Regions from separate parts of the Mus musculus genome. Here region 1 is linked to region 2. The links are chromatin loops, found by intact Hi-C in ENCODE. Cell type or tissue: gastrocnemius. All regions are shown on one strand.

The links. A loop is a pair of places that touch in the nucleus more often than their neighbours do. Peaks named below come from ENCODE experiments on the same cell type or tissue, not always from the same donor. Only the 100,000 strongest peaks of a DNase experiment are listed, where the experiment ranks them.
Region 1: a loop joins it to region 2, with 1.9 times the contacts of the local background. A loop is called at or near these places in 6 of 42 quality-filtered maps.

Annotation. Positions count from the first base shown.
Region 1 is chr11:98,494,945-98,499,944 of GRCm38, forward strand. The region is part of intron 3 of Ikzf3 (IKAROS family zinc finger 3); the gene reads right to left. Among named protein-coding and RNA genes, the nearest start is that of Ikzf3, 49 kb to the right of the region's middle. RefSeq lists an enhancer at 2,015-3,791. In gastrocnemius, no CTCF peak of the experiment used is centred here; no DNase peak of the experiment used is centred here; H3K27ac peaks cover 233 bases.
Region 2 is chr11:98,547,315-98,552,314 of GRCm38, forward strand. It overlaps Zpbp2 (zona pellucida binding protein 2), which reads left to right and starts at 3,783. Exons shown (of 8, transcript NM_027061.2): 1 at 3,783-4,008; 2 at 4,129-4,194. The coding sequence starts at 3,960. In gastrocnemius, a CTCF peak has its summit at 2,226 (motif pointing right); a DNase peak (open chromatin) is centred at 3,773; H3K4me3 peaks cover 1,202 bases; H3K27ac peaks cover 721 bases.

The DNA of each region.
Region 1 (5,000 bases), 52 kb before region 2:
TTATAAACTCTCTTATTCCCTACAGCTGTTAAGCTAGCTGAGGGCAGAAGCCACAGCCCTGGGCTAGTAGTCTCTCTCTCTCTCTCTCTCTCTCTCTCTCTCTCTCTCTCTCTGTGTGTGTCTCTGTGTCTCTCTCTGTGTCTCTGTCTCTCTCCCCCCCCTCTCTGTATCTCTCCCTCTCTCTCTCTCTCTGTGTCTCTGTGTCTCTGTCTCTCTCTCTGTGTCTCTCTCTCTGTGTGTCTCTGTCTCTCTGTCTCTCTCTCTGTGTCTCTGTCTCTCTCTGTGTCTGTCTCTCTCTGTCTCTGTCTCTGTCTCTCTCTGTAACTCTCTGTATTCTCTATGACACTGCTTTGCCAGTAGCTACCTAGAGCAGAGGTGGGGCTGCCCTAGAAAAGGGTGGCAGAGATCAAAGCACACCTGGCTCTTGCTGAAGATTTTAGTTCTGTCTCCAGTGCCCACACTAGGCAACTCACAACCATCTGTAATTCCAGCCACAGGGTATCCAATACTCCTTTCTGACCTCTGTGGGTACCTGTACTCACACGTGCACGCTCGTGTACACACACACACACACACACACACACACACACACACACTTTTTTCCTTTTAATGAGTTGAGGAGCTGGGCTTAACTATGTACCTGGTGTCCCAGCTGCTCAGGAGGCTAAGGCAGAAGGACCACAGGAGCTCATGGGCTTGAGAATATTGTAGGCAATATAACAAGACTGCGTTAAGCAACAACAACAAAATCAAGTAAAAAAAATACTCGCTTTTAATTTTTTGAAAATTATTTTATCTTGTAACTGGGTATGGTAGAAAATGCCTTTAATTTCAGCCCTTGGGAGGTAGAGGCAAGTAGATTTCTGTGAGTATGAGGCCAGTCTGGTCTACATAGTGAGTTCCAGCATAAACCGTGGCTATAGAAACCCTTTCTCAACAACAACAACAACAACAACAAAATAAAAGACAAATTATCTTATATCACACATATGGGTGTTTTATATGCACGTCTATCTGTGTATTACTTGCATGTCTGATGCCTGTAGAGGCCAGAAGAGGGTATCAGATCTCCTGAAGCCGGAGTTACGAACAGTTATGAGACACTATGCGGGTCCTGGGACTCAAACCTAGGTCTTCTGGAAAGGTCCCATTCTTAACCACTGAGCATCTCTCCAGTCCCCCAATTCCCTCTTAAAAACACTAAAACCCAAGTAATAACAGCAATCAAACTAGCCAGGAATGGCGCTACAGATCAGTAATCCCTGTACTCTGAAGGTGGAGACTGGAGGACGGGAAACTCAAGACCGACTGGGGCTATAGTGAGACCTTGAACCAAAACCAAAACAAGCAAACACTGGAAAAACAATAACAAAACAAAAAGACCTCAGAAGACCAGGGGCTGCCCGTGTTTGCTTGTTTGTTTTTTGTTTGTTTTCTAAGACATGCTTTCTATGTGTAACAGCCCTGGCTGTCCTGGAACTCTCTTTCTAAACCAGGCTGGCCTCGAACTTATAGAGCTCTACCTGCCTCTGCTTCCCCAGTGCTGGGATTAAAGGTGTGCGCCACCATGGCCTGGCATGATTGCATGTTTTTTAAAACAGAAATTGTGGAACCAATGAGACGGGTAAATGCATTTGCTATGCAAGCTTCATGATCTGAGTTTGACTCCTGGGACCCTCAGTGGAAGGGGACATCTGACCCTTACAAATTGTCCTCTGAGCTCACATGACACACTATAGCCTGTCTGCCCCTCACCTCCCTATTTCATAAAATAAAATAAAACCTGGATATTTTTGGAGTCTCACCTTGATCTACTAATTAGGGAGAAGGGCCTCTATCATGTGAGGAAGGCGTAAAGGCAAGCGCTACCGTACCAGGTGTGCACGTAGGTACTGGAGAGCCAACCCTGTGGGTGCTAGGGATTGAGGGCTTGGTACACTTAGGCAAGAGGTGCTTTACATACTGAGTTACGTTCCCAACCAAAGTCTGAAGTCTTTTGTAAAGTGAATGAACTGTTTGCAATGTGGGCAATCTCGCACTTGGTTTTGTAAATTCTAACCTTATTATAATTAGATCAGGTTTCTCAGACAATCTGAATTGACTCTTCAAACAGCACCGAGAAGCCGCTTAGGCACTAGTAAGATTTATTTCTTAAGTCGGGTGATGGGTCTCTCGATGCTCACTTTATTAGTGTTCTTTAAACTGTAAGTTTAATTATAATCTGCCTTTTTGTGTGTATGATCTATTTCATAATAAAAAAAATATTAAAGGCTTCCTAAGTAAATTTCATGTAATTGAACTTGGGGAGAAGAGAACATAGCAAACCACAAATTGCTGATAAAAGTAATTGCTCTACATCCCCAGAGGGAGGAAAAGATGTTTGAATTGAATCTAACCCATAGGAAATTAGATTAAACTAAACTTTCTGAAGGAGCTGCTCTGGGGGACCATTGTTCCCATCGCTGTCTGTGTTCAGGAGGCCGCTTAGGAGGATGGAGCACACTAACACACACACCCCCTAGAGAGAATTTTGTAGGCTGAGGAGAACAAAGGTTTGGCTCACTGGGGCAGACGCACATGGTTTCACTTCCTGGGGTGATGCTTATCACTTGAAAGGCTCGAGCTCCTGGAGTAGACATTTTTGGTTTCACCTGAGACACTGCAAAAACAATGGGTCCTGGAAAGGATCCAGACCCTAAGTCCTTCAGGGGCCATAGCAGCCTCAGCCAACTGTGCCTCCGTTTGTTTTTACAGGCACATAAAATGCTCGCCTGGAGAGCAGACCCCATCAAAGACACACAGAACAGGCAACTTGGGTTCCTCGGGTGGCGCGTTGCTTGAAGGAACATCCGAGTATTAATAGGAGGTGCTGAATTTCCACTCTGAAACACGAGATCTCAAAGTCCAACAGGAAGGCCAGGGGTGAAAGAATGGCCGTCAGTTTGCCAGCGATGTGGCCAGAAGGGACAAAACAACATAGAGGCTGTTAGACCGGGGAAGACAAAAAACGGGATGATGTTGTTCAAGTGTTTTACAAGGATGGAGGGTCGTAACCATGAAACCCTCAGCACATGCAAAAGTCAACTGGATAACAAAGACGCTTAATCATCTTAATGTGGCATTTTAATGATGCGCCGACTTGCTATGCCAATTCAGAGATAATGAGGCCCTAATGCTACAGATGTTCAGCCAGGCTAAAAGAAAGGCGGGGGGATTTTCTAGCATGCCATTTCCTAACTATCCAATTAAACAAATTGTGAAAGCACCTAAATAGTTTACCAGGTTTTGACAGCTGTTAATAGGATTTAGAAGCCTGATGGAGGAAAAGCAAACCGGGAGACGCAGGTTCCGTAGGTGTCTTGTCCATACACACACAGTGTCCACACACACACACACACACAGTGTCCACACACACACACACACACACACACACACACACACAGTGTCTACAAACATAGTCACATAGTGTCCACACACACACACACACACAGTGTCCACACACTCACACAGTGTCCACACACACAGGTAACTAGAACCACTAGATCCCTCATAAACGTGATGTCTGTACATCTTTCCCGGGATGTCCTCTTTGTATCAAGAATGAAAACACTGAAATGATCGTCTTTTTCCTTTTCCTGGTTCACCATTTTATGTATGAAGGCATTCAAGAGAAAAGAGAAACTCTGATGTTTTGAGAACTAAGGAATATGGAGGGTTTTGGGTGTTTACTAAAACTCTAAAGTCTCAATGCATATTAAACTTCTGATCAATGATTGGCAGGACCTGTTACGGTTTCTCTTCTCTGGCCTTTAAAGATAAGATGATGGGCCGTTGTTATTTTTTGAAGTGTCTATTTTAAGATCAAAAAAACGGGAAAGGCGACCCGATCTACGAAGGGATGAGATGTTCCCATCTCAAGCACGCGGAAGAGCGAGCAAGCAGGCTTGGGTTAAGGTGCTCATGAAAACAAGTCCTCCTCCACCTTTCAATTTTCTCTGTCAAGTATTTACACACATACTGGGTAAACCATGTCACTTCGATTGCAAGAGAATTAGCGCACTCCCCCAAAGTTAACAGTTACAAAAGAGACACCCTCGCCCCGCCAGTTTAACCAAGGACACCAGTCTGTGCCTTGGTCGTTGACTGTCCACACAGTTCATTCAGATAATAGCAACAATGACTTTGTTCAATCATTTCAGTACATTTCTTGGCTTTCCATTTAGATAAGATTGGCTACATCCAACATCAGGAATACTCTGCACCCAGGGATAGGTGAGGTTTCAGCAACCTGACTTAGCGAAGCTTTTTAAATGTCATGGAACCAGGCATGGCCCTTCATTGAAAAAAACCCCGAAAATCCTGAAGAACCAACCAGCGCATGAAGGCTTCTCCCGAACCACATAGCACTGTAAGTCTAAAGCATCGTTTAGTTCCGCCCATTCCAAAGACCATCTTCATCTGGCTCAGCCCTTAAGAGCTCCTGTTGCTTTTACAGAGCACCTGGGTTCGCTTCCCAGCACCCATGTCATGGTTCACAACTTTCTGTAACTTAAGTTCCAGGGGACCCAATGCCCCTTTCTGGCCTCTGAGGGCACCAGGCACGAAAATGGTGCATATTCATACAGGCAAAGCAGTCATATACATAAAATAATACAATAAAGAACTCTACAGAGATTTCTTTTATCTATTGTTTGAATCTATATTTTATCTAGAATTTGTAATTCTGAGCAGTAATTGCTATGCCTGAAAAATGAATGAAAATACAGGCTGGACAAGATGGCTCCATGATTAGAGCACTTGTTGCTCTTGGAGAGGACCCAGGTTCAATCCCCAGCGCCTACCTGGTGACTCTCAACCAGCCAACCTTCCAATTCCAGGGGATCTATCCCTCTTTTTTTGAGACAGGATCTCACTCTGTAGCTCTGGCTGTCTCAGAATTCACTACATAGCCCAGGCTAGTCTCAAACTCACAGAGCTCTACCTGCTTCTGCCTCCTGAGT
Region 2 (5,000 bases):
AACACGAGTGGCTCACATTGTCTCTGAGATCACAGAACCATAGCAGCATCTCCACTGACATGAGTTCTGCAGGACAATATGGAGCTCGGAGACATTCTAAGGTTTAATAAACACTAAGGTTTAATTTTAGTACTGAAAAGGGGAAATTTGTTGTTTGTTAGTTTCTAAAAGCAAAAATAGCAACGTCAAAAGTAGCAGAAGAGGAACTGTACACTTTCACAGGGATGAGAAGGATGAATAGTTAATTGGTTATTTAAAAGACAGAGAGAAACTTGGGGGTTTCTGTTACAATGTTCTCTATACAGAACAGCAAACTGTTACCATGCTGTTTGCTGCTTATTCCAGTCTCTCCAGATACCTGAAGAGACAAATAAAAAGCAGAGCCGTACAACCATTTGTGTAGCAATTCTACCCTCAAGTGGGTGGAGCATAAATCTCTCCTCTTTAAGTGCAGAGTACAAACAGTACAGTATTGGGGGCAAGGGATAACCTTATATGGAGTAACCTGACAAACATTTAATGCATTTAACATTAAAAGTGGAAAAGTAGCCGGGCGTGGTGGTGCACGCCTTTAATCCCAGCACTTGGGAGGCAGAGGCAGGCGGATTTCTGAGCTCGAGGCCAGCCTGGTCTACAAAGTGAGTTCCAGGACAGCCAGAGCTACACAGAGAAACTCTGTCTCGAAAAAAACCAAAACAAAACAGTGGTAAAGTATGATGTTAGTATGTATCAGTGATATGATGTATTGGGAACGTCACTTTTCTGCTGCCATCCTCACAAAAATCTATAATTCTATGCAATAATGAGAAAAACCATCAAGCAAAGTCCAAGAGAGTCTTTCCACAAAATACTTGATCATTTAAGGCTGAGTCCGGATCTTCAAAGCAGTCCTTAACTGTCAAAGTCAACAACAACCAAAAGGAAAGAAAACAAGAGAAGAAAGAGAACAAGAAAAGTCTGAGAAACTGTCAACAGCTCAGAAGAACCTGAGGGGACAGCACAACTAAATGTGACACGAAAGCCTGAGTGTGACTCTGGTGCAGATAAACTACGGAAATATTAAAAATATGAACTTTAATTAACAATGCTGTATCATGCCAGGCATAGACTGCATGTTTTTAATCCCAGCACTTGGGAAGCTGAGGCAAGAGTATCTCTGGTTTGAGGATAGTGTGGTCTATAAAGAAAGTTCCAGGACAACTAGGGCTATACAGAAAGACCCTCTTTGTTAAAAGGAAAGAAAAAGAGAAAAGAAGGAAAGACAGGATAGCCCAAGTGTACAACTGTGCCTTGGCAAGTATCAATATGTAATGTTTCATGTTAGAATAGTGCCTTGTGATATCAGCATTATTAATTTGTCTTCTAGGGCTGGAGAGATGGCTTAGTGGTTAAGAGCATTGACTGCTCTTCCATAGGTCCTGAGTTCAAATCCCAGCAACCACATGGTGGCTCACAACCGTCGATAATGAGATCTGACGCCCTCTTCTGGTGCATCCGAAGACAGCTACAGTGTACTTAGATAAAATAATAAATAAATCTTTTTTAAAAATCAAATAAATTTGTCTTCTATAAAAATATCTATCATATACTGAATTACTGACCTAAATCAGTTTAAATGAGATATTGAGAAATAAAGGAAATCAGTATAGATTTCATAGTGAACCCAGCTCATGTAGCGTCTCCATAGAGTCAGATGACAAGGTTTGTCTGGGCTGCCCAGCATGATGCTACCTGCCTTTAATTCTAGCACTCACAAGGCAGAGGCAGACAGATCTCTAGGAGGCCAGTCTGGACTATATAACAAGTTCTGGGTCAGCCAGAGGTACACAGAGAAACACTGTCTCAAAATAAGTAAACAAAACTAAAGCACAAAGCTTACATCAAACATTTACATGGATACTTCCAAGACCCAAACTAACTCTCTCTCTCTCTCTCTCTCTCTCTCTCTCTCTCTCCCTCTCTCTCTCTCTCTCTCATTTCTTTTCTTCTTGCTTGTTTGTTTTGAGACAGGGTTTCTCTATGTAGCCCTGGCTGTCCTGGAATTCTCTCTGTGGACCAGGCTGGCCTAAAACTCGGAGATCTGCCCTCCTCTGCTTCTGCCTCTGCTACCTGAGTGCTGGGATTCAAGGTATGTGCTACCACTACCCAGCTAAAGGTTTTCTTTTTAATTCTGTATATATGGGAGGGATGGAGAGGGTATATACACGTGAATGCAGGCATCCATGGTTTCCAGAAGAGGGCACTGGCTCACCTGGAACTGAGTTAAAAGGGTGTTGTTGTAAGCTACCCAGCTGGATCCTGGAACTAGAGCCCTCTGGAAAAGCAGATAAACTCTCAACCACTGAGCAATCTCTCCAGCCCGACTATTCTAACACTCTTCTATAAGAGTTAAGATTTAACACATAAGTTTATGAGAATCGTGTGCAATAACTGAGAAGTTAGTAATACTTTGTACTTTTGGAAAATGTTTTGATTAAATCTGAAGTGAGGTGTCTCTGCGGTTATGAACACTGGCTGCTCTTCTAAAGGACCCACGTTTGATTCCCAGCATCCAAATGGCTGCTCACAACCATTGTTAACTCCAGTCCCAGAGGCGACACACTCTTTGGCCTCTGTGGGCAGTGCATGCCTGTGGTGCACAGACAGACAGAAATGCAAGCAAAACACCCATCCACATTTTTAACAGTTGAGGCTAACCCATGAGTCTAGACGTAGTAACTGACAGGGGGTGGATCTGACTCATTGAATCCCATTTCATGCTTGTGCTAGATCGATAAAATTAACAGTGACTAAAAATGAAATTACTGACAAAGGTTGCTCCTGGACCATCTGAGACAGTCCAAATACTGACTCGGCTCAAAGGAAATAAAACTGAAAACTCCTGATCTCACCCCAAATAACCATTCTGCACCCTATCTGAACCTTGGGCTCTCTCCCTAACCAACCTACTCAAAACCACTACTGAGAGCGGTGCTCTACTGCCAAGAGGTAAACAACACCTAAAGTCTTTCAGGTCACCTAAAATAGCAGTCAAGATGGGACCACGCATGATGGGGTTAGCGACTCAATTCAGTAAAGGCCCTGGGTTTGGTCCCCAGCACAGGGTTCAGAAGAACTTTGAAAGACTATTTTGGAGCTCCCTGAGAGTGACTTATCTCACATCAGCTGAGGAAAAGATCACCCGCTCTCGCCTTCCTTTCGAAGGGACCCATTCTCTAAAGCAAAGTTACTTCCGAATAAATTTGCATGAGGGGGTGTCCCTTACATCATCTCACACTCTAAGCTGAAAAAAATAAAGGTTTAACCTTCCTCCACGTGGGAAGGTCTGAGGGCACCCTTCTGAAGCACAGAGGAGAGGGCTCTTCAAGGTCTTGGTTTTGTATGCCAGAAAAATGCAACTAGGTGAAAACTGGATGTGACGTTTTGACAGATCCAGCAACGCTAGCAACGTTAGCTCGGGGTTCCAGAGCTGAGCCCTCGCTTTTAGGAAATTCTCACAAACATCTCCCTTCTTCTGATCGCCAAACTACGGCATCCTTGGGCTGCTCAGAGCCGCCGCCACCGTCCTTAGGACCCACTGTGTTCACTCATCAGTTCCTTTAGTCTGAGGAAGTCTTGAGTTCGTTTCCTTTACTCGTCACACCACCAGGCCGACTAGAGCTAGAGAGCGGGAACACGGGACCCAAGGAGAGGTGCGAAAGGCTCGGAGGGTGCAGCGCTCCGCAACTGCGCGTGCGCCAGGAGGCGGGGCTCTCCATCTGCGAGCGCTTGCCCCGCCCCTCGTGCCAAGCCGGAACACGCAGGCGCTCTCGGGCACAGCCGCCCCCGTGATAGCCTGGGACCGGTAGGGAAGATGCCCTTGGCGGTTTGCTTCGCTCTGTAGAGGAGCGATGGGGAGGCGTTGGGCCTGGCCTGAGGTAGGAGGGCACCCAGCCGTCGCCACTAGTGCCTGAGCCGTGATGCTTGCGTGGGCCCTACTCTACGCGGTGCTCTGGTCTCTCGCAGGAGGTGGGGCTTGGCCCGCAGGCTCCTCCCCCGTCCCTCCTTCTTCGCCTCCGCCCCGCCCCGCCCTGAACCGTGTGTCCTCCAAACACTAATAATAAGCCAGAGGTGTTCTCTCCTCCGCAGTTGGATCGCAACGTTCTTCCTTATTCAATATCAAAGGCTTTGTTTACGGCACGGTAGGGCACCCAGGTAATACGTGCCTCTTCTCACGCAAGGCTTGTCCCAAGAGCTGGGGATGCATCCTCTTAGGTTCTTCAGGCAGGGAAAAGGGAGCTAGGCAGGAGGGCGTCTGTGCTCTGCAGTTCGGGAAGTTTGCATCATTGCCCTCAAAGCTAGTCTTCTATTCCAGTGTTCACCACAGATCTGCCGCTCTGATACCACGTCTCTCTTTCAAATACTTCTGCTTTGTAATGGGTGAAGGCACTTAGCAGAGTGGACGCCCCTCTGGAAGGCTCTTCTCTCCCTCTTGTATTAACCAGCCCTATTCATGCATCAAACATCAGCTCCAGTGTTACTACTCTCTGTAGTTTTCCTACATTCAGGAAAAAGTACTCCAAATTTGAAATAACACTGCACTCCGTCTAGAACAATTCCACATTTAAGGCCTTTCTCTTCCCAACACCACCATTACACTGCCAAACTGAACAATAGACTTTAGAGATTCTGATCCTGGCAATGATTGGACCTTAAAAAGTACCTTGTGAGACTAGGTACTATCTATCCAGTTGAGTCACTGTTGTACACCTTTCTAGTAAACACTGCACAAGACAACAGGAAGCTTACGCGAAATACCAAGTTTTCAGTTTTGAAATAGTTTGTCAGTCAAGCTAACATCCTGTAACATTGATTCCATAGCTCCTTATTGGAGCTATTTATTAATGTGTACGTTAAAAGGAACTTGATCTTCATTTTTCTAGACTGTCACAAAATAAAAATATTACCGACAAAGTACAGTTTAAAGGTTTACTATGGGGAAGCAGCAAAGACTTCATTCT